Linked DNA regions of Homo sapiens: regions 1, 3 and 4 are each linked to region 2. Evidence: chromatin contacts called from ENCODE Hi-C or POLR2A ChIA-PET data. All regions are on one chromosome and are shown on one strand. The core of a region is the stretch at or near the end of the contact, and the rest is flanking DNA. Distances in the headings are between cores, read along the strand shown. Region 1 overlaps KLHL6 (kelch like family member 6). Region 2 holds the start of PARL (presenilin associated rhomboid like). Region 3 overlaps MCF2L2 (MCF.2 cell line derived transforming sequence-like 2). Region 4 has its middle 26 kb from the start of KLHL6.

Region 1 (5,953 bases), core at 3,017-5,516, 370 kb before region 2:
CATGAGCAACCGTGGAAACAGTTGTGAACAAGGCTGCTAACACCTGTTTAGTCGTTGGCAGATTTTCAGTTCAAAGACTAAAAATATGCAACAAAGACCAAGCCTCGTGAGCCCTCAGAACTGGACACCAGAACCCTATCTGGCCCTGTTCACAGAGACATCTATGAGAGCTGAAAGGAAACTCACTTAAATGGTAGCCCCCAGTGCAAAATACCACGATCACCATGCCAGCGTTTGCGTGAGGGGAAGAGGAGAGGAAAATTAAGTAGATATTTCTAGGAACTTAGACTACTCTGGGAGGCCACATAAGACCTGATAACAGTAGTTGTTTCTATTGGTGATAATGAAACAATTATTATTCATTTGAGGTGCAATAATAGTTTCATGTTTATGTTTAAGAAGAATCCTTATCTTTTAGACATAACTGAAATATTTGCAGATAAAATGAGAAAAGCACTTCACAAATCATATTATGTACATTATGATATTTTTTTTTTTTGAGACAGAGTTTTGCTTTTGTTGCCCAGGCTGGAGTGCAATGGCATGATCTTGGCTCACCACAGCCTCCGCCTCCCGGGTTCAAGAGGTTCTCCTGACTCAGCCTCCCAAGTAGCTGGGATTACAAACATGTGCCACCACACCCAGCTAATTTTGTATTTTTAATAGAGATGAGGTTTCTCTATGTTGATCAGGCTGGTCTCGAACTCCTGACCTCAGGTGATCCACCCACCTTGGCCTCCCAAAGTGTTGGCATTACAGGCATGAGCCACCAGGCCGGGACTATGATCCTATTTTTATAAATAAATAAATAAATATATATATAAAATAAAGTCATAGAGGCCAGGCACAGTGGCTCACACTGTAATTCCCATCCAATTTCAGGGAAGAAAGGGAGAATTACTTTACCCTCTTCACCACTTCCTATCCTCTCCAATTGTGTGTAAGAAATACCTACCTAAAATAGACCAACTTTCTCATTTATAGAGAAAATACTAGAAGGTAACATACAAAATGTTAGCAGTGGTTATAGATAAAGTTATTAATTTTTTTAGAGTTTGTTGTATGACAACTTTACTATACTGAGCATGAACATTATAAACTCAGGAAAAAATACGTAAAATAAACACATTATTGTGATTTTTAAAGGACGCAATGAGAAAATAAAAGGTAAACACTAAAAGAGCACTTACTATAGGCCAGACTCTACATACTAACTGTAAGAGTTACTCAATCCTCACCACAATGCCATGAAAAGGGTATCTATTATCATCCCTGAGGAAACCAGATTCAGAGAAGTAATTTCCTCAGAGACTTACAGTTAATAAAAGATAGAAGCAAAGTTTGGACCAGTCATCTCTGATTCCAAAAATGCATGTTTTTTATACTATTTCAAGCTGCTGCAGGTCACAAAATGTGTGTGGGGGACAAAGGCTTGGCAGATGCCAAACGTCATTTGCACACGTCACTGGGTAGCTCAGATGACCTGATCTGCCCTGACACAGGAAGGACTAGCCAACAAGATGCCGGTTCCTATTCCTGCTTGGTGGCTGTTGATGAGCAAAGAAGGAAACCACAGAGGAGAATCAAATCAAGTACTGAAGCTCACATTTGTTAGAAGAAGCATTGATCTTCACTCCACCTGGCAATTCATCCATCCAGCTACCTGTGTATGGACCGAATGTGAATTGAGCATGTATTTCTTTTTTTTTATTTTACTTTAAATTCTGGGACACTCGTGCAGAATGTGCAGGTTTGTTACATAGGTATACGTGTGCCATGGTTTGCTGCACCTATCAACCCGTCATCTAGGTTTTAAGCCCTGCATGCATTAGGTATTTGTCCTAATACTCTTTCTCCCCTTCCCCTCCACCACCCGACAGGCCCCAGTGTGTGATGTTCCCCTCCCCGTGTCCATGTGTTCTCATTGTTCAACTCCCACTTATGAGTGAGAACATGCGTTGTTTGGTTTTCTGTTCCTGTGTTAGTTTGCTGAGAATGATGGCTTCCAGCTTCATCCATGTCCCTGCAAAGGACATGAACTCATCCTTTTTTATGGCTGCGAGCATCTATTAATATTATGTAGGAGGCTCCCAACTAGTGCTGGGTGTACAGAGGTGAGCAGAGACAAAGCGCCTGCGCTCATTGAAGCCGACAGACCAGTGGAGGCAGCAGACGCTAACCAAATAATACAACACGGAGTGTGGAAGGACACTTGAGATAAATGCTATGGACCAGAGTCCAGGGACTCCATTGCCTGAAACCAAGGACAGTCCTACCCCCACCCCTTCAATCTTCCACAATCTGGCTGTCAGTCATCACCAGGAACCTCCCTTTCAGAACTCTAGCCACAATTGCACCCATCTCCTCACCTCCTCCAAGCAGTCCTGGAGCTGCCCTGTTGCAGTGCCTTTCCACGCTCCTGCCATCTCTCGGCCTGAGCTGCCTTTCCTCATCATCACCATCTGTTATGATCCTACGCGCCTCACCCAGACAAGCCCAACTCCAGAGCCCAACTTTTTAAGGAAAGACTCAGGATAGCTCACCCCATTTTCAACAGAGAAATCCCCCTGTAAGTTTACCTCAAGAAGAAGGAAGACATAAATATTATAGCCATGACTCTATCCACACAGGGCTGTTTTCTTTCTTTTTTTAAATTTAATTTAATTTTTTTTTTTTGAGATGGAGTCTCTCTCTTGTTGCCCAGGCTGGAGTACAGTGGCACGATCTCGGCTCATTGCATCTTCTGCCTCCCAGGTTCAAGTGATTCTCCTGCCTCAGCCTCCCAAGCAGCTGGGACTACAGGGGCACGCCACCACACCTGGCTAATTTTTTTGTATTTTAGTACAGATGGGGTTTCACCATGTTGGCCATTCTGGTCTCGAACTCCTAACCTCAAGTGATCTGCCCACCTCGGCCTCCCAAAGTGCTGGGATTACAGGCATGAGCCACCATGCCCGGCCAGGGCTATTTTCTTGATTCAGAGTTATTACATCTGGGATCAATGGATCGATCCAGAAAGTCTGTGAACCCCTACAATAGTATGTGAACATTTGCACATGTGGCATTTTTCTGGGAACTTAGTTGGCAGGGGACAGGTGAGTTACTCCCTGGTATCCTTCCACCTAAGTACAAAACCAACACAAGAGAGAGAGCTAAGTCAAAAGATCCAGAGAGGAAGAGAGCCAGAGTCTTGACTAGACGGTGCTTGGAACCCCACCTCTGGACATTTAAAATTCTGGGTCAATAATTGTTTAAGGGCTGGGCACAATGGCTTAAGCTTATAATCCCAGCACTTTGGGAGGCCAAGGTAGGAGAATCAATTGAGCCCAGGATTTCAAGACCAGCCTGAGCAACATAGTGAGACCTCGTCTTTACAAAAAATGTAAAAATTAGCCTGTTGTGGTGTTGCATGCCTATAGTCCCAGCTACTTGGGAAGCTGAGGAGGGAGGATTGCTTGAGCCTGGGAGTTCAAGTTTGCAGTGAGCCATGATCACACCACTGTACTCTAGCCTGGGTGACGGAGCAAGACTCTGTCTCTAAAAAACTAAAAATAAAAAGGAAAAGAAGAATTGTAGAGAAATCCTACCTATTCATGAAGTTCATTCTTAAAAGCTACTTCTTCCTTGACGGCTTCTCCTATTCCCCAACATGGAATCCCTCCCTCCTCTGTGCTCCACTGGGCACCTTGCTTTCCCCTTTTGTGGAGCACCCAGAGTACTAAGGTCAGTTGAGACAAGCATCTCAAAGCAGCTTCTAGGTCATACTTGGGTATTTATTTCTAGCAGCATCTAGCAGAAAGTCTGGAAAAAGAAGAGAAAGAGGGACAGAGGAAGGACATATTTATCACTTAGTATGCACCAAGATCTGTGCTAGACACATTCCCAGTCATTATTTCACTTAACAAATAAATTTTATTTTTTAACAAGTGTATTTTATTTAACAGGTAAAAAAGGGAAGGTGTTAGAATTAGCATTTGTATAAAGGAGCAAATAGAGAATTCAAAGAGCGATGCAAGTTCACACTGCTAGGAGGCAGTACAGTTGATGCTCCAGTCAGCATCGTGGTGCCTTTGTAACTTGTTGCATTGTTGAGCTAACAAAATGCCAGGAGAGTCTGAAGAGGCTTTATGAGGACAGAGGCAGGTGGGGGATCTCCAAGTTGCCTAAGTTCCTCCAAAATATACTTCAATAAACACTTTTAGTGTGAGGGGTGTAGGGCAACATCACATGATCCCAACCAATGGCTGGGAAACTGATGATGCGCAGGGCAATCATGGGAACCAGAAATGGGTTTCTTTTAAATATGCTTTTGCTTCTTCACATTCAAGATTATTCAAGACTTCAAGGTAAATTTTCTGTCTCGGCCTGTCCCGATGACACATGAACTTGTTTGTCAGAGCTGAGAGATGACAGATAATGGCAAAAGACAGCCAGCTTCCTGTTTGGGGGGACATGTGAGCAAAAGGTTGCAGCCAGCCACCTGACTCTCAAATGAGGAGACTAAAAATACAATCAAAGAAACCACTTGAGACGTGGCTGCAGTTCCCACAAGAAGTGTCTGCCTCCAAGAGAAAGCACTGCCTGTTCCTCATCTCCACTGCCCCTCCTCTGCTTCCCCATGACGTTCTCCAAAATCTGAGGTCCTAGGGGACTTCACCCATGTGACTCCATGTCTCCCTCAAGGTGCCTTCAAATCCACTTCAGAATCACTGAAGTCCTATTTTAGTCCACATCAGCAATTCTGTTGATCATGGTGTCCAAGTGGCTTTGGCGTTATTGCAAAGGGTCTATAAAGACATTGATATTCTTACCTTCAGCTCCGACAAATCAGCATGTGTGAAGGTGTGATGAGATTAATAACATTTAAATTTATTTCAAAGTATTTCTGAATTCATTGTAATTTTTGTTGTTGTTTTTTGAGACAGAGTCTCATGCTGTCACCCAGGCTGGAGTGCATGGTGTGATCTCAACTCAATGCAACCTTCACCTCCCGGGTTCAAGTGATTCTTGTGCCTCAGCCTCCCGAGTAGCTGGGATTACAGGCTCGCACCACCACACCCAGCTAATTTTTATATAATATTTTTAGTAGACACAGGGTTTTGCCATGTTGGCCAGGCTGGTCTCGAACTCCTGGCTTCAAGTGATCTGCCTGCCTTGGCTTCCCAAAGTGCTGGGATTATAGGTGTGAGCCACTGTGCCCAGACAATTGTAAATTTTTTGTCAAAACTTTTCTTCTCCAGCAATAGACACTAAAAGTAAAGTTCCTCTCCTGTGAGGTCTGTGTTGGTGTTTAAAAGGGGTCTTCATGCTAAAAATTTGTGAATTACCATTGATTCTAATCTTCCATCCTCACCTCTCTTCCCCTCTCCCGGGCGATGCTCCAGCTCCGTTCCCGTGGCAGTATGTCTCACAGTCCCCCAGGAGGGGCATTCTCTGCTCCCTCTAGCCACTCCTTTCAGTCCTTGCTCTAGACTTGGCTGAGAAACCTGCTGGTTCCTGGAAGCCTCATGGAGTGGGCAGAAAAGGAAGGAACTAAGACCTGCAAAAGACCTGCTCACTAAGGCAGGGCAGGTGTTGAGGGACTGAGGCAACTGTGGAAGTGGACTGGGGAAAAGACCAGCAGTGTGGCAAGCTTACAATTGTGTTCAATCAGCAAACAGCCCCTGAGTTTCCAGAGAAGACGGTGGTGGCCCCAGCAGGCTAGCAGGGCACAACAGGCAATACATGTGACCCACATATTCAAGGGGCAAGTGGCATGGCTGGGGCTCAGTGATTCAGCCCAGCAATGAGGTAAGGACCAGGGAGAAACACTGTTGTAAAGATTAAGTAGAATGATTGCATCTCGGACATGATTGATGCTCAGGGTGTGGTTTGTGTGTGTGTGCGTAGGGCACAGGAGCAGGAATGGAAGCAGAAGACAAGTGCTGAGAAGCAGCCCCGTGAACACAGGCAG
Region 2 (6,721 bases), core at 2,409-4,908:
AGGGATTCTCCTGCCTCGGCCCCCCGAGTAGCTGGGATTACAGGCCCCTGCCACCGTGCCTGGCTAATTTTTGTATTTTTAGTAGAGACGGGTTTTCACCATGTTGGCCAGGCTGGTCTAGAACTCCTGACCTCAGGTGATCCACCCGCCTCGGCCTCCCAAAGTGCTGGGATTACAGGCGTGAGCCACTATGCCCAGCCTGTGCATTGTTTTTAAGAGTGCAACGGTAAAGACAATACAACTTAAATATACAGGTCAGTGTTAATGTTTATGTTACTCAAGATTTGTATGAACAAATTAAGTAGAAATGGCCTAATGTTCAAATGGAGACAAAATGTGTCTAAGCACACACAATTGATTAGATTCATTCCACTTAAAACAAAATAGAGCCCGAGGCATGGTAGTGTGTACCTGTAGTCCTTGCTACCAGGCAGGCTGACGCAGGGGGATCCCTTGAACCCAGGAGTTTGAGGCTGCAGTGAGCTATGATAGTGCCACTGCACTTCAACCTAGGTGACAGAACAACTCGCCTCTAAAAAATACAAAAGATACTGGGCGGGAGGATGGATTCTACATAAACTCTGGCATAACAAAATTATTTTCTTGACCCCATCGTGAGTTAATAGATGGTCAGTTAAAACAAAATATAATATATACGATTGACTAATATGTCAAGTATCTTACTTAAAGATATTTTGAGGCTAGGCATGGTGACTCAAGCCTGTAATCCCAACACTGGGAGGCAGAGGCAGGCAGATCACTTGAGACCAGGAGTTCGAGACCAGCCTGGCCAACACAGCAAAACCCCGTCTCTACAAAAAACACAAAACTTAGCTAGGCATCATGGTGGTGCATGCCTGTAATCCCAGCTACTCGGGAGGCTGAGGCAGGAGAATCGCTTGAACCCGGGAGGCGGAAGTTGCAGTGAGCTGAGATCGTGCCACTGCACTCCAGCCTGGGAAACAGAGCAAGACAATGTCTCTAAAAAAAAAAAAAAAAAAATATATATATATATATATATATTTATATATATATATATATATATATTTATATATATATATACACACACACATATATATACACACACATATATACACACATATATACACATATATACACACACATATATACATATATGCACATATATACACACACATATATACATATATATGCACATATACACACACATATATATAGAGAGAGAGAGAGAGAGAAAGAGAGAGACTATCATCTCAATATAAACTTTCCATACAAACGGCAAGTTTTTTAAAAATATAAAATGTTAAGTGTTACAATTCAACTATTTTCTTCCCTTGGATAGTTTCATATAACTGGCAAATTAAACAGGTTTCCACTTTCAAGCCTCAAACCTTGGTAACAGTAAAGTTTACAAGGAGCCCAAATAAGATTTTTTTCCCCTTTTGTGTAAAAGGCCAGATAGAAGATATTTCGGTCTTTGTGGACTACTGAAATCTGTCACATATTACTATTTTTGTTTTACAATCCTTTAAAAATGTAAACCATTCTTGGCTGGTGGGCCGCCTTGGGCCTGCAGTAGTTTTCAGACCCTAGTATCACCACCTAGAGTGCTTGTAAAATGCAAATTCCTGGTCCCACTTCAGGCCTATTATTAATACATCAAATGACACGGATTGGGTCATTCTTCTGCACGCTAATTTCAAAGCCATAAGAAGTCAACATATAGCTAATAAAGGTTATATATAAGGTAAACTGATACTATTAACTTTAAGAACTTATTACCAGAGGCAAATGCTCTATTTCAGGCCTACATTCTCATGTATATTTTTTATGCAACCACGAAAATGTCATTTTCAAACTTTCTATACAAATGGCAAGCTTTTCAGACATTAAATACTAATCTTCAACATTTCATGTGTTTCTGGTTCACTGTTTCAAATGGTCTTTATACTCAATTTTTACTAGAGGCTCATTAGTTTTCTTTTGCTTCCCCTTCCTAAAACCAATACGGTGATGTGTACATAAATCTTAAATGTTTAACACACTTCCTGTTGCTTCCTAATACACGTACAGTATTTATTTATTTTACATGGAGTCTCACTCTGTTGCTCAAGATGAAGTGCAATGGCACGATCTCGGCTCACTGCAACCTCCGCCTCCCAGGTTCAAGCCATTCTCCTGCCTCAGGCTCCCGAGTAGCTGGGATTACAGGCGCCCGCCACCATGCCCCGCTAATTTCTTGTATTTTTAGTAGAGACGGGGTTTTGCAATGTTGGCCAGGCTGGTCTTGAACTCCTAACTTCAGGTGATCCACCTGCCTCAGCCTCCCAAAGTGCTAGGATTACAGGCGTGTGAGCCACCACGCCCGGCCAGTATTAATCTTTTCTTTCCCCCTTAAACCATGCAATCTCAAATGGGATTACCACCTCCATCTGTCCTCATTTTCCACCTCCCCAGGAGTTTAAGATTAGTGCCTGACAGATCTATGTTAGTGTATGAAGATACAATGTATGTAAAGTTTTCACAAGTCCCTGATAAAATTCACCTGGAATGCTTGTCGGACATATAGGTTCTTCCACTCCACCCACCCCTCTCCTGATTGTGATTTGGGAGGACTGGGGTGAGGCCTGGGACATAAAATCCATACAAACTCTTCAGGTGATCCTTGAGATTAGGCAATGGCTCCGCCACATTAGAGCCTCGATTATTTACCACTGACTATCCCACGTGTTGATAAACAATGTTTCTTATCAGCAATCAGGTGGATTCGAGGCACCCATCTAACCAAGTCAGAAATTGGAAGGAATGAAGTTTTGAACAAAAGAGGAGGAAAATTTTCAAAGCCAAATGCACATCAGATTCTTAAACAGGTGAGGAATTTCTCTCTTCTCTCTCAAATTAGAAATGAATTACTGTGATGCAAAAATCAGCAATACTGATCAACCATACGCTTCACACTTCTACTCGGAAGGTTCGGCAGTTTTCTTTCCAAATCAACCGGAAACGAAATCTTCCACTGTCTCAATTCAACAATAAAGCCTCTCCTACGACTTTGCCAGACACAAAGTGATACCTTCCATCAGACTTCGTCCTCCCTTAGATCACAAGCTAAAGAAGGCGACTGGTTGTAATGGAACACAACCTTTATAATTAGATGGAAAAAGAATAAAAACCGCCATTCTGCCAGCTGTACTAACTTCTTCACTTCAGAAACTGGCTCAACAGTTTCCACTCGCGATTATGAAGTGTGGCACGCAATGAACCCTCAGCTTAGTTCCCCTTCCAGTCACGTCCTTCCCAATGGGAAAGGAGAAAGCGCAGGCTCGCGGGGGGCTGGGCTGGGCAAGGGGAGCGAGAAGCGAGGACTGGACGGAGGCGAGAGAGGAGAGAGAAGGGGCAGGTAAGGTGAAGGGGGTGAGCTGGGGCCAGCACAAGAGGCCCAGACGGCCTCCGCCCCCGAGGATACACGGCCAGAGCTCAGGGACCAAGAGGCGAGAAGACCAGAGCGCGGCGGCTATTACCTGCGTCCGAGGAGCTGCGGCGGGGTTAGGACCGCAGTGAGCTCCTCGCAGCTGCGGCCGCCCACCGACGCACCCCACGCCTGGCCGCAGCCCCAGCCTCTCTGCGCCCAGCCTCGCCACGCCATCTTCCCAACCTCTGCCCCACCATGGCCCGACCTTACCAACCCCAGCTGCGCAACTACTTCCGGGGCGAAGGCAACACCATAGAGCACGAGGAGCAGTCTAGAGCGCCCCCGCGCGGCTGAGCGGCAGCCGAACCAGCCACGGTGCCCGGACGACTGGCTGGCGCCCTTCTGTCCCACCGCTTCCCCTCCCACTGCTCAGCTGGCTCCGGGAGCGACCTGCGAGAGTGGCCCGGCCTCCCGGCATTTGCAGATGAGGAGGATGGGGCCAGAGCGAAGAGGGACAACTGTCATTTTTTCGAGTAACGGCACATACCAGGCGCTTTGCCTAAGATCGCATTTAATCGTCACAGCACTGCTAGAGGTAGATGTCATCACTGTTTCACTTTGCCTCTGGTCAGAGGGGATAGGACTTGCCCGGAGTTGCAGGGCTGGTCCCTAGAGGAACCAACGTGGCAAGCCAAGTTTTCTTAAATTACTACTTTTTTCTGCATCTCACCACTTCGTGTTATTCTGTATGCCTTTAACAAAGTCCAAGCCTATCGGGCGGGGTGGCTCACCCCTTTAATCCCAGCACTTTGGGAGGCCGAGGCCGGCGGATCACCTGAGGTCAGGAGTTCGATACCAGCCCGGCCAACATGGTGAAACCCCGTCTCTACTAAAAATACAAAAATTAGCCGGGCATGGTGGCAGGGGCCTGTAATCCCAGCTACTCAGTTGGCTGAGGCAGGAGTATTGCTTGAACCTGGGAGGCGGAGGTTGCAGTGAGCCGAGATTGGACCACTGCACTCCAGCCTAGGTGACAGAGCGAGATCCGTCTCAAAAAAATTACAAATACAAATACAAAAATTAGCTGGGCGTGGTGGCGCAAACCTGTAATCCCAGCTACTCGAGAGGCTGAGGTGGGAGAATCACTTGAACTCGGGAGGTTGCAGTGAGCCGATATCGTGCCAGCCTGGGCAACAGAGTGAGACCCTTTCTCATAAATAAATAAGTAAATAAACACAAAATCCAAGCCTGAAATGAAAAGCGGGCTTTCACTTTTTCATAATCCATCCCTCAACTACCTGTCAGTTAGCTTGATTCCCTGCCATTCCATTCCCCCCGACCCTAGCTGCAGCCATACAGTCATTGGCCATTACTCAAAGGCACCATCCGCGTTCCCACTGCTGAGCATTCATGCTACCGTTCTCACCACTTGAAACATCTAACCGACTTGTCCTTCAGGTCAGCCTCAAGTGTCACCTCTTCCAGGAGGCCTTTCCCAGACCTCCACTCCAATTTAGATTCCCTTCCTTTGTACTCACATACCGCTTTATGCTTATCTCTGCAATAGCACTTCATTCATTCCATAAGCTCTTATTAAGCACCTACAGTGTGTCAGGTGATATGTTAAACCTGGGGATACAATTGAGAAGACACTATATCTGACCTCACAAAGATTCTATTGTATTGGGGGAGAAGGCTCTGTAGGAGTCTAGAGAGGGGGGATATAGCCCAATTGAAGGAAGGGGCATGGGAGGCTCAGGGAGAAGGCTTCCCAGAGAAACTGATAGAGGTCACCAAGAGAAGAGGATTGAAGTGTTCCTCAGAAAGAATAGCATTTGTGATGTCTCCCAGCGCACGACTTGTTTGAAAAACTAAAATAAATTCACGCCTTTTCCACACAACCCAGAGAGGGGCCCATACGGCATTGTTCTAGATTCTCTGTGGGCGGCAAGCCATCCAGGTGCCGAGGCAAGAGACCAAGGGCACGAGCTGTTCCAGTATAATAAAATATATAAAACAACAAGAGTTATACTAGATCTAGATCATAGACGTGATTATATATGAATATCATTAATCATCAGTTTGTAGCAATTATTCTTTATTCCAATATTATAATAATCCTCGCTCTATAATCATAACCTAGGAAAAACCGGGCCATACAGAGGCAGGAGCTGAGGGGACATAGTGAGGAGTGACCAAAAGACAAGAGTGCGAGCCTTCTATTATGCCCAGACAGGGCCACCAGAGGGCTCCTTGGTCTAGGGGTAATGCCAGCGTCTGGGAAGATGCCCGTTGCCAAGCAGACTGTGGTCTAGCGGTAGCATGTCAAGGAAAAACACCTGCTACTTAGTAGTCCCTGGGGGAGTTTAGAGAAGACTCTACTCCTCCACCTCTTGTGGAGGGCCTGACATTAGTCAGGCTTTCCCGCAGTTATCCGGAGGCCTAACCGTCTCCCTGTGATGCTGTGCTTCAGTGGTCACGCTCCTAGTCTGCCTTCGTGTTCCATCCTGTACACCTGGCTCTGCCTTCTAGATAGCAGTAGCAAATTAGTGAAAGTACTAAAAGTCTCTCATAATGGTGTAAGTTGTTTCTCTCTTTGTCTCCTCTCTCTCTCTGCCTCGGCTGCCAGGCAGGGAAGGGCCCCCGTCCAGTGGACACGTGACCCACGTGGCCTTACCTATCATTGGAGATGGCTCACTCTCCTTATCCTGCCCCTTTGTCTTGTATCCAATAAATATCAGTGCAGCCTGGCATTTGGGGCCACTACCGGTCTCCGTGTCTTGGTGGTAGTGGTCCCCCGGGCACAGCTGTCTTTTCTTTTATCTCTTTGTCTTGTGTCTTTATTTCTACGCTCTCTCGTCTCTGCATGTGGGGAGAGACCCACCGACCCTGTGGGGCTGGTCCCTACAATTCTCATTGTAACTTAAAGGGAAACTTTCACAATGTCTAGAGCCCTTGATGTCCTGCAAATGAAGGAGGAGGATGTCCTTAAGTTCCTTGCAGCAGGAACCCACTTAGGTGGTACCAACCTTGACTTCCAAATGGAGTAGCACATCTGTAAGAAGAAAAGTGATGGCGTCTACATCCTACATCTGAAGAGGACCTGGGAGAAGCAAGAAGTTTCTGCTGGCAGCTCGTGCCATCGCTGCCTTTAAAAACCCTGTTGATGTCAGTGTCATGTCCTCTAGCAATACTGGCCAGAGGGCTGTGCTGAAGTTTGCTGCTGCCACTGGAGCCACTCAAATTGTTGGCCGCTTCACTCCTGGAACCTTCACTAGCCAGACCCAGGCAGCCTTCAGGGAGCCACGGCTTCTAGTGGTTACTGATCCC
Region 3 (6,848 bases), core at 540-3,039, 500 kb before region 2:
GAATATCGGTCACCTCTTTTCCTACCTATATTATCTCAGACTAGAATTTGGGAGAAGTTAACACAGTTATTTTGAACAAGTCTCTCTTCTCATTCATGCTGGCTCCATGGCATTGTAAGAATTCAATTTTTGAATCCTTTGAAGAGAGTTACTGTGTAAAAGGAAATACTGATTTAATTATTCAGCATAGGTAGAATAGTAAATAATGCCAACACAAATATGTAATATTGCTCTTCATTTTTGTAGTCAGTAAATGTCAAAAGTAATATTGCATGGTGGTTAAGAGAGTTAACGCTAAAATCAGACAGCCTGGGTCAAATCTGCTTTGCCACATTGTTGCTATATGATTTTTGGCAAGATACTTAATGTGTTTCTTTCATATTTATATATACATATATATGTATGTATATATATAGATATATATGACCTACCATTTTATTATATAGGAATAATGCTTGTACCTACATGGTAAGGTGAGGATTAAATGACAGCACAAATGAGAAGCACCTTAGCAGGGTGCTTATTATATAAAACTGCTCAAAAAATGGTGACCATGATTATAATTATTATTATTACAAGGAAGCAATAATCAGCTTCCCTTCAAGAATTTATAAATAGTAATTTAAGATATCCCTGTGAAAGTAAAAATATGAAAATTCACATTTAATTCAGAGCAGAGACCACCAAATTCAATAGATTCTATTTCCCAGTCCCCTTGCAGCTGCATGGAGCCATTTGACTAAGTTCTAGCCCCACAGTCCCCAAACTGTGTCGCAGGTAAGCAGGGAACCACAGTAAATTCATGGGAGCACTGTGACTGTTTTAAATTTTTGAGGGAAACACAGTGACAGTTGACATCTGTCAGACACCATATGCACTACTACTACCATATGAACTACTTGAGGTAGTTCCCTATTTCTTTTTCCTTTTATTGAGACAGAGTCTCGCACTGTCGCCCAGGCTAGAGTGCAGTGGTGCAATATCGGCTCACTGCAACCTCTGACTCACAGGTTCAAGCGATTCTCCTGCCTCAGCCTCGTGAGTAGCTGGGATTACAGGCGTGCACCACCATACCCAGCTAATTTTTGTATTTTTAGTAGAGACGGGGTTTCATCACGTTGGCCAGGCTGGTCTCAAACTCCTGACTTTAGGTGATCCACCCGCCTCGGCCTCCCAAACTGCTGGGATTACAGGCATGAGCCACCACGCCCAGCCCAGGTAGTTCCCAACTTCAACATCAAATTGCATTATATTCTTGCAGATGGTGTTGCATCTTTATAAAGCTGGGGGTTTGGTACTTGCTGGAATAAAAAGCAAAAACAGTGTGCAAATCAATGTGGAACAAGACATAAAGGTGGTGATATCTAGTTTGATTGCAAGGTTTAAGATAGTTGTAGTTATTTAAGAATAAAAATGAGAGAAAAAATAATATTTTAATTTATATGTATTATTTTTTCAAACAGCTACTAAGTTGTTAGGACATAGATACATATTAAGTTGTTTGACATGTTAGTTATTGCTTTTGGCCTAGGGGGGCCATGAAAAAAAGACTGAGATGCTAAGGCGCAGAGAATTGAGAGGGTTTGGGAACCTCTGCCCTAGCCAGTAGTATAGGAGCTTAAGCTGCATGCACCTCCCAAGTTATGTCCTTGAAGAGAAACCACTTGAAGAGGAATCATGGCTCTCAAGGCAAGGCCAACTACAAATGACTGAATGTATTCAACATATCTGAGACACACATATCAGTGTGGGGTGTGGTTAGTGGGGACTGTGTGATTAATGAGGATGTGTGGTCCACGAAGAAACTATAGAAGAGGAGGACTCAGAGGAGCAAAGGCGGGCAGTGTACAGCCAATGCTATTCTAAGGAGAGAGGGCCAGCCCACTCTGAGAGTCCAACCCACGTTACCAGTCTATCTGATGACACCACTGTAAGATCATCCAGCCAACTCTCTGGTGCTGACTCCAAGCCTGATAAGAATCTTCTGTTTATAATCTGATTTTCCAAGTAAATTGTAAACTTGTTTCAAGAAAAGGAATGTGTTATTGAGCAAACATAAGTATATTATGTAAAGAATAAGTTAGCGCTGTGGTTTTTCTGCATGAGTCTCTTGTGAGTGTTGTTAATATGGGTCTTAGGTGCTCAGAAACCAATTGCTGTAGAACGAAACCATGTGAGATTTGTCTGGATGGTCAGTCATCCCTCCACAGAAGGTACCTCTTTATTAATCCTATATGTTTACTCTAAATTTCCAAAGATGAGATCTACAGATTAGATGTTTATCAAGACAAGTATATTGAACTACCTCATTACAGTGACTGATGAGGATATTAACAGCTTTCATCTAATAATATTCTTCCTCTTTGCAGTTTCACAACTATGGGAAGTTTCAGAGAAATGTGCATTCAGAGAATTTGCGTCTTTGAAAAGCTAAATTAAGATGCATTATAACACTGTAGTAATTGCATAATCAACATTTGCTGAGGGACTGGCTAAAACATTTCAAGGAACTGAAATACCCTAAAATATTCACTAGAATGTGATTATGCCATTTAATTTCACCTTTTATTATTATTATTATTATTATTATTAGATGGAATCTCGCTCTGTCACCCAGGCTAGACTGCAGTGGTGTGATCTCCGCTCACTGCAACCTCCGCCTCCCAGGTTCAAGCAATTATTGTGCCTCAGCCTACCGAGTAGCTGGGATTACAGGCACATGCCACCACGCCCAGCTAATTTTTGTATTTTTAGTAGAGACGGGGTTTCACCATGTTGGCCAGGCTGGTCTCGAACTCCTGACCTCAACTGATCCGTCTGCCTCGGCCTCCCTAAGTGCTGGGATTACAGGCGTTGAGCCACCACACCCGGCCAATTTTACCTTTTTATAGTTGACTGTATTAAAGCCATCCTCACCTAAATGAAAAAAGGTGAAGTTTTCTTCTACCTTGGTTACTACCAATACTGAACAGCAGAGAGGCCCTAAGGTTAACTGTGCACACCCACCTACTGTTGAATATTAGTCTTAAGAGGCAGAAGCATCAAGGAAACAGAGCTGGACTTAACTGTGGGGCAACCTACAACATGGCATCTAGTGCCACCTTCTGAGGAAACGCGGTAATGCAATAGGAAGAAAGAATAATTATTCCAAAGTCCAGTGCATTCCTTGAATGCAAGGAATACAAACAACCCCAAATTATTTGGTACTAAGTAAAATGATAACTTAAAATAAACTTTACTCCTCCTACTATGATTTTGTACCTTTTCATTAAGTGAAAGACAAATAGTTTTAGTGCAGAAAACATTAAGCGCTTGGGGTACATAAGGTGATTGCTGAAAGGGCCCTGGTGATAGCTGGCATGAAGGCTTCATGCACAGGTGAATTGAGAATACAGGAAATCCTACAGGAAGATGGCAAAGACCAATGATGGGGAAGGTTGCAAAGCATCTTCCTACTGCTCTTTGCCTTCCAGTATCTATTTTCCCTTTCTCCTCTACACAAGGTTTTAACTGGGGAAATGGCAGAACCATTCCCTGGTAAGCACTTTGGAAATCTCAGGGCCTAGGATACTAAATGACCCATTCTCCATAATAAAACAAAGAATTGCCCCACATGCTACGTGACTTCCAAATGTCTTACCAGAGGCTTAATTTAAGTGAAAAATCCATTTAAAATGCTCTGAACCTAGACTCTGTTTTTACAAATAATCATAAAGAATTTTTATATTTATTTATTTATTTTATTTATTTATTTATTTATTTTTTGAGATGGAGTTTCACTCTTGTTGCCCAGGCTGGAGTGCAATGGCACGATCTCGGCTCACCACAACCTCCGCCTCTCGGGTTCAAGCGATTCTCCTGCCTCAGCCTCCCAAGTAGCTGAGATTACAGGTATGCACCACCACACCCGGCTAATTTTGTATTTTTAGTAGAGATGGGGTTTCTCCGTGTTGGTCAGGCTGGTCTCTTAACTCCCGACCTCAGGTGATCCGCCCACCTCGGCCTCCCAAAGTGCTGGGATTGATTACAGGCGTAAGCCACCATGCCCGGCCAAGAGGTTTTTTTTTAATCTTAATAAAGTCACTCCAGGTATCTGATCACCCCACCACATCCCAGCATTTGCACCCATCACATTTTTGGTGACTCCAAATTGAGGGGCAAGCACCTCTTTCATTATTCTCATGTAGCTAGACATGCATGTGGAAATACATACTATTGAAAGATATGTTACTTTACTATAATTAGTTTCCTTTGATTCCTCCTTTACAGTTCCTTATATTTTATTTTTTAATTTTTAAAAATATGTGCATAGGTAGGTGTGGCTGTTCACCTAAGTTTTCCCTTCCTGGGCATATAGCTACACTACATTTCCCAGCTTCCCTTGCTGTTAAGTTTGTTCAAATGACTGTGACAAGTTCAAGTCAATGGAATGTGCTGTATGCTATCTCTGAGCTGAGAATTTTAAGAAGCACTATGCTCCTTCCATGTTCTCTTAGCCTGTCTGCTCCCCAGACACGCATAACAACAATAAGAACCAGAAACTCAAAGGAGCCTTCATTCCTGAACCTCCACATGGAGAAAAGTTGTCTGCTGACCAGGAACATACATGCAGAACTGGTAAAAGAGTAAGAACTTAATTTCTGTTATGTGTGTTTTGAAACCGCCTTTTCAAAATCATGACTGAGACAGTGAAAGGGATCTAACTTAACCCACTCCATCTTGCTTCTAACATCCAAGCTCTCCTTGTTCATTCCTGGGCGTAGGCTGAACTAACTTTGGGAGAAATTTAGTTTAGTTTAAACAAACATGGTAACAGCCCTTTCCTAAAGCAGACCTCCATCTTGCCTGGGGATTAGATTGCCTTTGTAGGACTAATATTAGCCACAAGATTAGAAATGATGGTTTAGGAGTCATGCAGCTGGAGGCTGCAAGGTCCTGACCCTCCCTAAACTGCTCCTAAGATCAGTGCTTGAGATATTTTGCAAACCCTGCACTTGATGGATCAGCTGGCACCATCCAGATCAATAAATGGGTTTACCTGATCTGTGGCCCCCCGCCCAGGAACTGACTAAGCACAAGAAGACAGGTCCGACTCCCTGTGATTTCATCTCTGGCCAATCAGCACTCCTGGCTCACTGGCTTCCCCCCACCCACCAAGTTATCCTTAAAAACTCTGTTCCCTGAATGCTTGGTGAGACTGATTTGAGTAATAACAAACCTCCAGTATCCCACACAACCGGCTCTGCATGAATTACTCTTTCTCTATTGTAATTCCCCTGGTTCTGTCTGGGCAGCAGGCAAGGTGAACCCCTAGGGTGGTTACAGTTGGAGCTCTATACTCTTTGGAGTATATTCGTTGTAGTTGTTGAGCCCACCCTTGCAGATATAGTATCTATAAATTTTATGTTAGGATGGCAGAGGGCAATACAAATCATTTGTTATAAAAAGGAGATATTCAGTCAAACATGACTGAGAACCTTCCCTCTCACCTGCACTACCGAATCCAACAGCCACTAGACACATGTGATTATTAAGCACTTGAAATGGAACCAGTCCAAATTGAGATATGCTGTAAGTATAAAACACAAACTAGATTTCAAAGACTTAGAATAAAAAAGGTAAAATCCCAAAAATGTTGAATATCGAGTACATGTGGAAATATTATTTTAGATATGGGTAAATTTAAAATATATAATTAAAATTCATTGTATCTGTTTATTTTAACCTTTTTAATATGGTTACCATAAAATTTTAAAGTACATGTGTGGCCCACACTGTATTTCTATTAAACAGTCCTGCTCTAGATGTCGCCCCTTGGTTCTCACCTCCCAGGTTTCAGGTCACTAGCTCCATATGTAAGCTAGGAGTTGGGGCTCCGATCTCTTCCTTGGTTTGACATTTTCCATTGTTTCAGTTAGGAGCCTCCCACTCACCCCTGGGAGCCCTACCCTCCACCAAACCTGGGCTTCATTGGTGTGTATGAGGTGAAACTGGGGACTCTACAAGCCTAAGAGTATTGAGCAGTTGATTTCTTCATCAATTATTTTCAAAAGGATTCAAGCTGCCACAAGAGACAGGCAGAGAAAGGGAGCAAAGAGGGAGAGAAAGTGAAAGAGAGAGATTCAGTTCACAATAATTCCAAGTGGGAAACAACCATCAAGATAAATATAAAAGGACAATTCCTTATAATTAAAGGAAAGGAGCTGTGGCAAACGTTGATTGATGGCTAATTCACTCCCAGTCCCCTTTTCCCTGACCACCGTCTCCTGTGGCAGTTAGAAAGCTAAATGCTTGCCTTCTGAGATTCTCTTGCTGCCAGGGAATGGCTGTGTGACAGAATTCTGGAATGAGACATAAGCAGAAGGCAGCCAAGAGTTTCTACAAACAGAACCAAAGAAGCCAGCATTTTCCTTCTCCTTCTTCCTGCTTTGGACACTGACCTAATGTCTGGAATTGCAGCAGCCACCTTGAATCAAGAGTTGACAAATAAGAAGAAAACATCAAGAGAATCATAAAGATGTCAGCCTTAATGTCATTGAGCCACTGATCCAATACCAAGAGTTTCTATCGTCAGACCTCGTTATGCAATTTAAAAAACAAACCAACAAGTCTCAGAGGCTAAGTTCCCTTGTAGTCAGATACCATGCTGAGTGAAACTTTTCTTCTTACAGATGAAAAACTGGGGTTTGGAGCCACCTACTGGTTGTGTTGGAATGTGAACCCAGAATTGTCTGGGTCCAAAGCCCAGAGTGTTTCCACCACACTAACCTGCTTATACTCTCTTGTTTCCTAGCTAAGCCCTGAATTTAGAAATATCCCAAGTTCACTGTGAACATGCAGGTGTCTTC
Region 4 (6,933 bases), core at 598-3,097, 300 kb before region 2:
CCCAGAGCCTGTTCCTGAAGGAATATGTGAGCCACAGGACCCTGGGCATGAACTGGAGGGCAGTGTAGGACGCTGGTCTTTAAGAAAGCCAGTGACAATCAGATGTACACTTAAGATCTACCCTGGCTATGGTGTGGAGGATGGCTTGAAGTGAGGTAAGACAAGAGGTGAGGAAATCAGAAAGCTGCTTCCTGCTGCCCACAGATGAGAGAAGACAGAGCTCTGAAATAGGGAAGGGGCTGAGGGGATGGAGGAAAGTGAATGGATTCAAGAAATATTTAAAAGGTAGAGCTGATGGGATTCGGTAAATGATGCAACCTGGGGAGCAAGGGACAAGGTAGGAAAAAACGGAGAAATCAAGGAAAACATCCAAGTTTCTACTTTGGGCATTGGACAGATGGTGATATCCTTTACTGAAGGTGCAGGAGGCAGAGCAAGTTTGAGGAAGGAGATGATGGGTTTACATTTAGACAAGTTGAGTCTGAAGTATACAAGGGTCATCTCGATGATGAAGAACTGTAGGTAACTGGATTCTCTCTAAGCCATCACATGTCTCAGTATCCCACTTCAACTGGTGACCACGGTCCTCCTCTCTAAGCCGCAGAGCTCTCCATAAACCAACCAAGAAGTGCTTTGAGTACCACCTGTTGTCTAGATATTATTAGCCTCTCATTTTAATAACTAATAATTTTAAATTTGCTCTTCTCCAAAATTCATCCTAAGTGAGAACAGGATGTGGGTACACCCAACAGATAATTAGGTATGTACTCTCACTCGATTTAAAGAGAAACGATTGTGGCTTTTCTAATTCAATTAGGTTTTTGTTTCTTTCTTTCTTTTTTGAGATGGAGTCTTGCTCTGTCGCCAGGCTGGAGTGCAGTGGCGCGATCTCGGCTCACTGCAACCTCCGTCTCGTGGGTTCAAATGATTCTCCTGCCTCAGCCTCTTGAGTAGCTAGGACTACAGGTGCCTGCCACCATGCCCAGCAAATTTTTGTGTTTTTAGTAGAGAGGAGGTTTCACCATGTTGGCCAGGATGGTCTCAAACTCTTGACCTCGTGATCCGCCACCACGCCCAGCTAATTTTTGTATTTTTAGTAGAGGCAGAGTGTCACCATGTTGGCCAGACTGGCCTCGGACTGCTGACCCCAGGTCATCCGCCCACTTCAGCTTCCCAAAGGCATAATATATTTTTATCTTTGAAAATGCAATACATTGATAAGGTAAACCCATGTTAATTCAGAAACGTACGGAAATTTGCTCTCCAAAGTTAAATAACATCTGCTAAAGTATTTCAGTTTTCTCAGAGCCACTGAGAACTGATCAATCTCGAGGGATCCATGTGAAGGTACATCCAAGTTTTCCTTGGCCTCTCTCTATGTGGGTACCTGCTTAGGGGCTTCCCACCCCCATTACCATGTCAGGATGGCCAAAGGGGGACAATGATGCCTACCCTCATGTGGCATCATTTACTAAGGTCCTTCAATTGCCTGCTTAGATGCCACCCTTGGGCAAATTTGGGGAAGGTACCTCCAGGTGGATGTGTTAGAAAAAGGCACCCCTGGCCAGGCGCGGTGGCTCATGCCTGTAATCCCAGCACTTTGGGAGGCTGAGGCGGGCGGATCACAAGGTCAGGAGCTCAAGATCAGCCTGACCAACATGGTGAAACCCCGTCTCTTCTAAAAATACAAAAATTAGCCCGGTATGGTGGCTCGTGCCTGTAATCCCAGCTACTCAGGAAGCTGAGGCAGGAGAATCGCTTGAACCCAGGAGGTGGAGGTTGCAGTAAGCCGAGATCACACCATTGCACTCCAGCCTGGGCGACAGAGCAAGACTCCATCTCAGAAAAAAAAGAAAAAGAAAAAGAAAACGAAAACGGCAACCCTTCCTCCCCCGCAGATGCAGCCTCCCTCAAGGGTACACAGCTCAGTGGACCGATTTTAATTCCAGTCCGCCCCCTCAGCATACTCCCACAGGGGGGCCCTGCCACCCACTCCGTGGCCCACTCATTGGGTGCAAAATCCATCCATGCAGTTACATTACAGGTCTTGTAAATTAACACTCATCACTAGGGAAACCAGTTTTCTGGGAAATTAATAAGCTGTATGGAAATCATTTCCTAAGATTCCGGCGGCAGCCACAGAAACTTAAGCATGATTCAAACTCCTCAAATCTCTTCCAAGATTGCAACTTATTTCCTCCAAATAACTCTGTAACTCTTCAAAACCTGTGACTTCACCAAGCTCTCGGCAGTACAGAAATGGAAAATGAGCAGTCTCCAGTCGTGCGGTTTGAAACTAAGGCGCTGCGCCTCCCTGGATAAGTATCAAGGTCAGTGTTCCGACAACTTGCCAAAGTTCTATCACTCAGGAAGTGCAGTCTACTGGCCTTTGAGTGCCTCAGAGCTTAAGTTCCCAATAAGTCACTTTTCTCAAGAAGCAGGTCAACAAATCCCCTCATCCTAGTCACTCACTATCTTAAAATAAGCTAATCTCTATATCCTTTGACTTCAACTACCTCCATATGTCCATAAACTGGTAATGGTTCAGAGTTCAGGCATAAGGAAAATGCAGAATCTTAAGCATTTCCTCCAACACATCATTCAATAAACCTGACTTGAAATGTGGCCTGGTGTCAGCTGGAGTAGCTCTGCTCCTTTAAGGTCTAGATAAAACAGGTTGCAATCCCATTCCTGTGTCCTGTGGAAAGTCCAGGACTCTCCCTGAGATTTCTGCAAATGGGGCAGGGCAGGGAGGACTGTGCACACAGCTCCTGCAGCTCTCAGTCCCAGCCTCCTCTGCATTGAGGGTCTCCATTCTGTCCCCACGGTTGTTCCTTTATCTAGGCGCTGGTGTTATTTCAGCAGGACCAGCCCTTTCACTTGCAGGTTGCTGCTGTGAGGAGAACGAGGGAGCTGCCCCGCACCAGCTCAGACACTCCTCAGACGACTCATTCTCAAAAGTCCCTTTGCAGCTGGACGTGGTGGCTCACACCTGTAATCCCAGCACTTTGGGAGGCCGAGGCAGACAGATCACAAGGTCAGGAGTTCGAGACTAGCCTGACCAACATAGTGAAACCCCGTCTCTACTAAAAATACAAAAATTAGCTGGGCATAGTGGTGTGTGCCTGTAATCCCAACTACTCAGGAGGCTGAGGCAGGAGAATTGCTTGAACCGGGGAGGTGGAAGTTGCAGTGATCTGAGATCGTGCTACTGCACTCCAGCCTGGGTGACAGAGCAAGACTCCGTCTCAAAAAAAAAAAAAAAAAAGTCCCTTTGCAAAAACATCCAGAACTAGACATATCTCACTACCCATACCCTACCCAGGACACCCTGGCCCTGCTTGTGTCTCTCCCTCCTTCTCCTTTCCCATCTTTTCAGTCACCACCAACCCCCAAGTGCAAATTTGCCTTAGGATTTCAGATGAGCCATTCAGCTCCTCCTCCCCAAGTTACCCAGGCTGGCCTTCAAGCAAACCCTTCAAGGAACAAATGGGCTATTTATTCATTGAGCAGAGGCCTTGACTTCATAGCTGTTTTTCTCTAATGTTCATCCTCCTGAAAGACAGCTGCCATTTCAAAGAGCCATTGACTCTTTGCTTTTGCTTTTCTGATGATGATACAATGAAAATCAAGCACAATGACTTTCTTCGTCATCTTCCATAAACAGTGGAAACTGTCCCCCCGCCCAACCTTTCTATTGCAGGTGCCTGGCCTATGGTAAGTGCACTCAGCTTTTCCAAGCTTAGAATAAACTGCTGAAATTACAAATTGGCAGGTGGTTTGGCCCTACTGGTTTATAGTGCTAGCTACTTAGGTTTAAAAATGGAAAGGGGGCCAGGTGTGGTGGCTCCTGCCTGTAATCCCAACACTTTGGGAGGCCGAGGTGGGTTGCAGTGAGCTGAGATTGAGCCACTGCATTCACTCCAGCCTCGGCAATAGAGTGAGACTCCATCTCAAAATAAAAAAAAAAAAAAATTATATATATATATATATATATATACATATATATACATAAGCAGAAAGGGTTTTAGTTTAAAATCCTGGTCAGACCAGGTCACAGCCCAAGGTCTGGCAGGCCCCATTTGGTTGACAAGCTCTGTATCAGCCTGTCTCAGGAGTGCTGCTGCCTGGACATTGGGCAGCTTACAAACAGGGCAAGTGGCTGGCTTTGTTTACCCTCATGTCATTTTTGGCTGGACAGTCATTTTGCTCTTTCCTCTGATCCTTCTCTGCCCTCCCTCCCCACACATCGAAAGCCAAAAGGGAGCAGATTCTAATTTTCTACATTCTCTGAAAAAATCAAACACTCACTTTCCATGTGTGTATGTATATATACACATTCATACACATATATGCACATATGTATATGTATGCATACATATGTATGTTTGTGCATATACATACGTTCATAGACTCCTAGAGTTCATCATAGTAATATTCAACCTTGGACAGCATGTTAAAATCACCTGAAGACAGTTTTTTTGTTGTTTTTTTGTTTTTTGAGATGGAGTCTCCCTCTTGTCACCCAGGCTGGAGTGCAATGGCGCGATCTTAGCCCACTGCAAGCTCTGCCTCCCGGGTTCAAGTGATTCTCCTGCCTCAGCTCCCCGAGTAGCTGGGATTACAGGTGCGCACCATCACGCCCAGCAAATTTGTGTGTTTTTAGCAGAGACTGCTAGTCTCTGCAGTGATTACAGAGTGCTAGTCAAGTCTGACCAGTAGCAACATAACAGCATCATCTGGGATGCAGAGTCTCAGGCCACATCCCAGACCTACTGAATCAGAATCTGCATTTTAACAGAGCCCAGTAATTCGTGTGCATGTTACAACTTGAGAAGCCCCGATCTAGTCAAGCTTTCATTTGGCAGATGAGGCCCAGAGAGGCTGAGTGATTTCAGGGGTCATGCTGTTAACTGGAGACTCAGATAGGACTGGAGCCCAGATCTCTTTACTGCTATTTCCATCACATTATCATTGTTCAGATTTAGCCAATGGTTAGATATTCCTCAAAAGTTTGTCATCTTTCTCAAGTTTATCACAGCTCTCTATGATTTCCTCTGTTCACACACACAAAAAATCACATTTAAAAAACATTTAAGGTTTTATTTTCTGCTGGTAGAGGACAAAATGATTAGATGGCATGACAAAAAAAAATTGAGAAAGGCATCACGGATAGATATAAAGAAAAGATGGAAGACATTTAGCAAAATGATTGCCACCTAATTTGTGGATCAGGAGACTGCAGGGCCATAGCTGATCTTGATAAAGAGGACAAAGTCTGCCTGCAATCTAGCAAGTGTGCCTCTTGTGACAGCCCAGAACTCAGCATGGGTGAGACACCAAAGTCTTCATCTTGGACCTGAGGAGATCTAAAAAGTGGGGCAGGTTATTTATAGGCTTGCAAGTTTCATAGATACGTTTGGTGTGAGAATAGTCCACATTTCATTATCACACATCATGGAAATGAAAAAAAAAATCCTATAGATCCATAGAAGACAAAGTTTTGCAGTCAGGGAGGCAGACTATGTCAGGAATTCGATCAATCCTACACTTCCCCAACCCTAGGAAACTGAGGGAAGCCCCTCCCACCAGGTTCCAGGCTCAGCCTTCCAGCTGCGCACCCTGTGCAGCTACTTTAAGCCCTCACACCCACCTCCAGAGTCACACCAGCCCCACAGGGAAGGAAACCCCCTCACAGATTTGCTATCCACAGCCTTCATTTGAAACAGCCTCTTTGGCCATTCCTCACACTTTCTTTCATTCTGTTTACGCTGCTTGTTTTGGGGGGTGATTTTGGCTCTCCACCCTGGCCACATGGCCTCAGGCTGCTTCAAGCAAACAGCCCTCCCCCATCTGACCTGACTGTGATCCTTGTACCCTGGCTCCACTCCTGTAAGTAGAACTATCTCCAGTCCTGAGAGTGGCATCAGGCCACCTACCATCAGTCCCAGGCCCAGGGGCACTCCTTCCTGAGTCCCTTGTCCCACCTTCTTAACACCATGGAAGCACCTTCCCAGCATTACTGTACCCATAAGGCTGCTGAAAGAAGAGGCCTCAGCCTTGGAGACCGAGAGCTGACTGATGCCATAGGGCTGACCCCAGTCGCTCCCTGCCCTGAAGCCTTTGCTGGGGTATTTTTCTGGCATATTAATGCAGTTTGTAATGTCCCAGCTGTGGCTCTGAGAAGAGGCGGAATGAATGGTGTTTTTGGTTTGCTGCCAGACGAGGGTGATCCGCATCCAAGGACACGTTCCTTATGTGATAAACACTGCTCCTCTGGCCATCTCTGGCAATAGTGAGCTCAAATAGCAGAAAACTCGTCTGTGAATGGCAAGGATTGCTGAAAAGTAACTCTCTGCCACTCCAAGGGGATATGCTATCAGGGAAAATACCCCTCTGCAAAGACATGCAGAATCTATGTTCCAGCCCCTTGGAGGCCTGCTCTCAGGAAGCCAGCTGGAAGCCAGGCCCAGACTGGGGCTGCACCAGAGAAGGAGGCAGCAGCTGTTACCAGATAATTAAAGTTAGGCCAAGTACAGATGAGTTCAGGAGGCTGATGTGAGAGTCAGGGTCAGGCAGGACATGAATCAGCTCAGGCCTGTAAAAAACCATTAGCTGTCAACAAAGGACAGGAACAGCCTATCTAAGCACTGTTCAAAGGTAAGAAAACTCTTAACTGTAGGGACATAACGAGTCTTCCTTCACAGAGCACCAACACCAGATCCTCTCTCTCACTCCCAATTGGCTTCGACTGGAGTCTGTTTTGGAGATACTGAGGAATCCCTGTGTCTCTTGTTATCAGATAATTTAACTAACAGGAAGCTCTTTTTCCTAGCTTGTGACATGATGAATGGATCAATGGGTGACTTCGTGAATAAGAGAGGGAAGTAGAAACAGGTGTACTCTATGGATAGAACCAATAGCAAAGATTTT

The links. A loop is a pair of places that touch in the nucleus more often than their neighbours do. ChIA-PET counts read pairs that join two places held with the same protein, here RNA polymerase II (POLR2A). Pooled maps may share reads with other maps.
Region 1: a pooled map shows a loop between it and region 2 (3-fold over the local background). The contact joins the enhancer-like site here to the promoter of PARL in region 2. A Hi-C loop is called at or near these places in 3 of 168 maps with a recorded cell type or tissue (MCF 10A, dorsolateral prefrontal cortex and posterior cingulate gyrus) and 12 of 50 pooled maps. POLR2A ChIA-PET finds 5 or more read pairs at or near these places in 2 of 52 experiments (both activated T-cell).
Region 3: a pooled map shows a loop between it and region 2 (9-fold over the local background). The contact joins the enhancer-like site here to the promoter of PARL in region 2. A Hi-C loop is called at or near these places in 1 of 168 maps with a recorded cell type or tissue (endothelial cell of umbilical vein), 1 of 37 single-sample maps with no recorded cell type and 14 of 50 pooled maps.
Region 4: a loop to region 2 is called in a map with no recorded cell type, with 2.0 times the contacts of the local background. The contact joins the enhancer-like site here to the promoter of PARL in region 2. A Hi-C loop is called at or near these places in 1 of 37 single-sample maps with no recorded cell type and 2 of 50 pooled maps. POLR2A ChIA-PET finds 5 or more read pairs at or near these places in 1 of 52 experiments (activated T-cell).

The regions. Positions count from the first base shown.
Region 1 is chr3:183,512,010-183,517,962 of GRCh38, forward strand. All of the region lies in intron 2 of KLHL6 (kelch like family member 6), which reads right to left. Among named protein-coding and RNA genes, the nearest start is that of KLHL6-AS1, 34 kb to the right of the region's middle. RefSeq lists enhancers at 1,364-1,413, 4,321-4,600. Within about 2 kb of position 4,267, at least 8 of the 41 ENCODE cell types and tissues checked have a DNase peak (open chromatin) inside an H3K27ac peak, as active enhancers do.
Region 2 is chr3:183,881,222-183,887,942 of GRCh38, forward strand. PARL (presenilin associated rhomboid like) reads right to left here and starts at 3,659. Exons shown (of 10, transcript NM_018622.7): 1 at 3,501-3,659. The coding sequence starts at 3,625. It overlaps MIR4448 (microRNA 4448), which reads left to right and starts at 5,579; the gene lies at 5,579-5,664. It also overlaps the pseudogene RPSAP31. RefSeq lists silencers at 3,419-3,578, 3,689-3,839 and enhancers at 3,789-3,838, 3,879-4,108.
Region 3 is chr3:183,379,487-183,386,334 of GRCh38, forward strand. The region is part of intron 2 of MCF2L2 (MCF.2 cell line derived transforming sequence-like 2); the gene reads right to left. Among named protein-coding and RNA genes, the nearest start is that of MCF2L2, 46 kb to the right of the region's middle. Within about 2 kb of position 1,790, at least 4 of the 41 ENCODE cell types and tissues checked have a DNase peak (open chromatin) inside an H3K27ac peak, as active enhancers do.
Region 4 is chr3:183,578,229-183,585,161 of GRCh38, forward strand. No RefSeq gene overlaps it. Among named protein-coding and RNA genes, the nearest start is that of KLHL6, 26 kb to the left of the region's middle. RefSeq lists an enhancer at 1,773-2,022 and a silencer at 2,693-2,987. Within about 2 kb of position 1,848, at least 6 of the 41 ENCODE cell types and tissues checked have a DNase peak (open chromatin) inside an H3K27ac peak, as active enhancers do.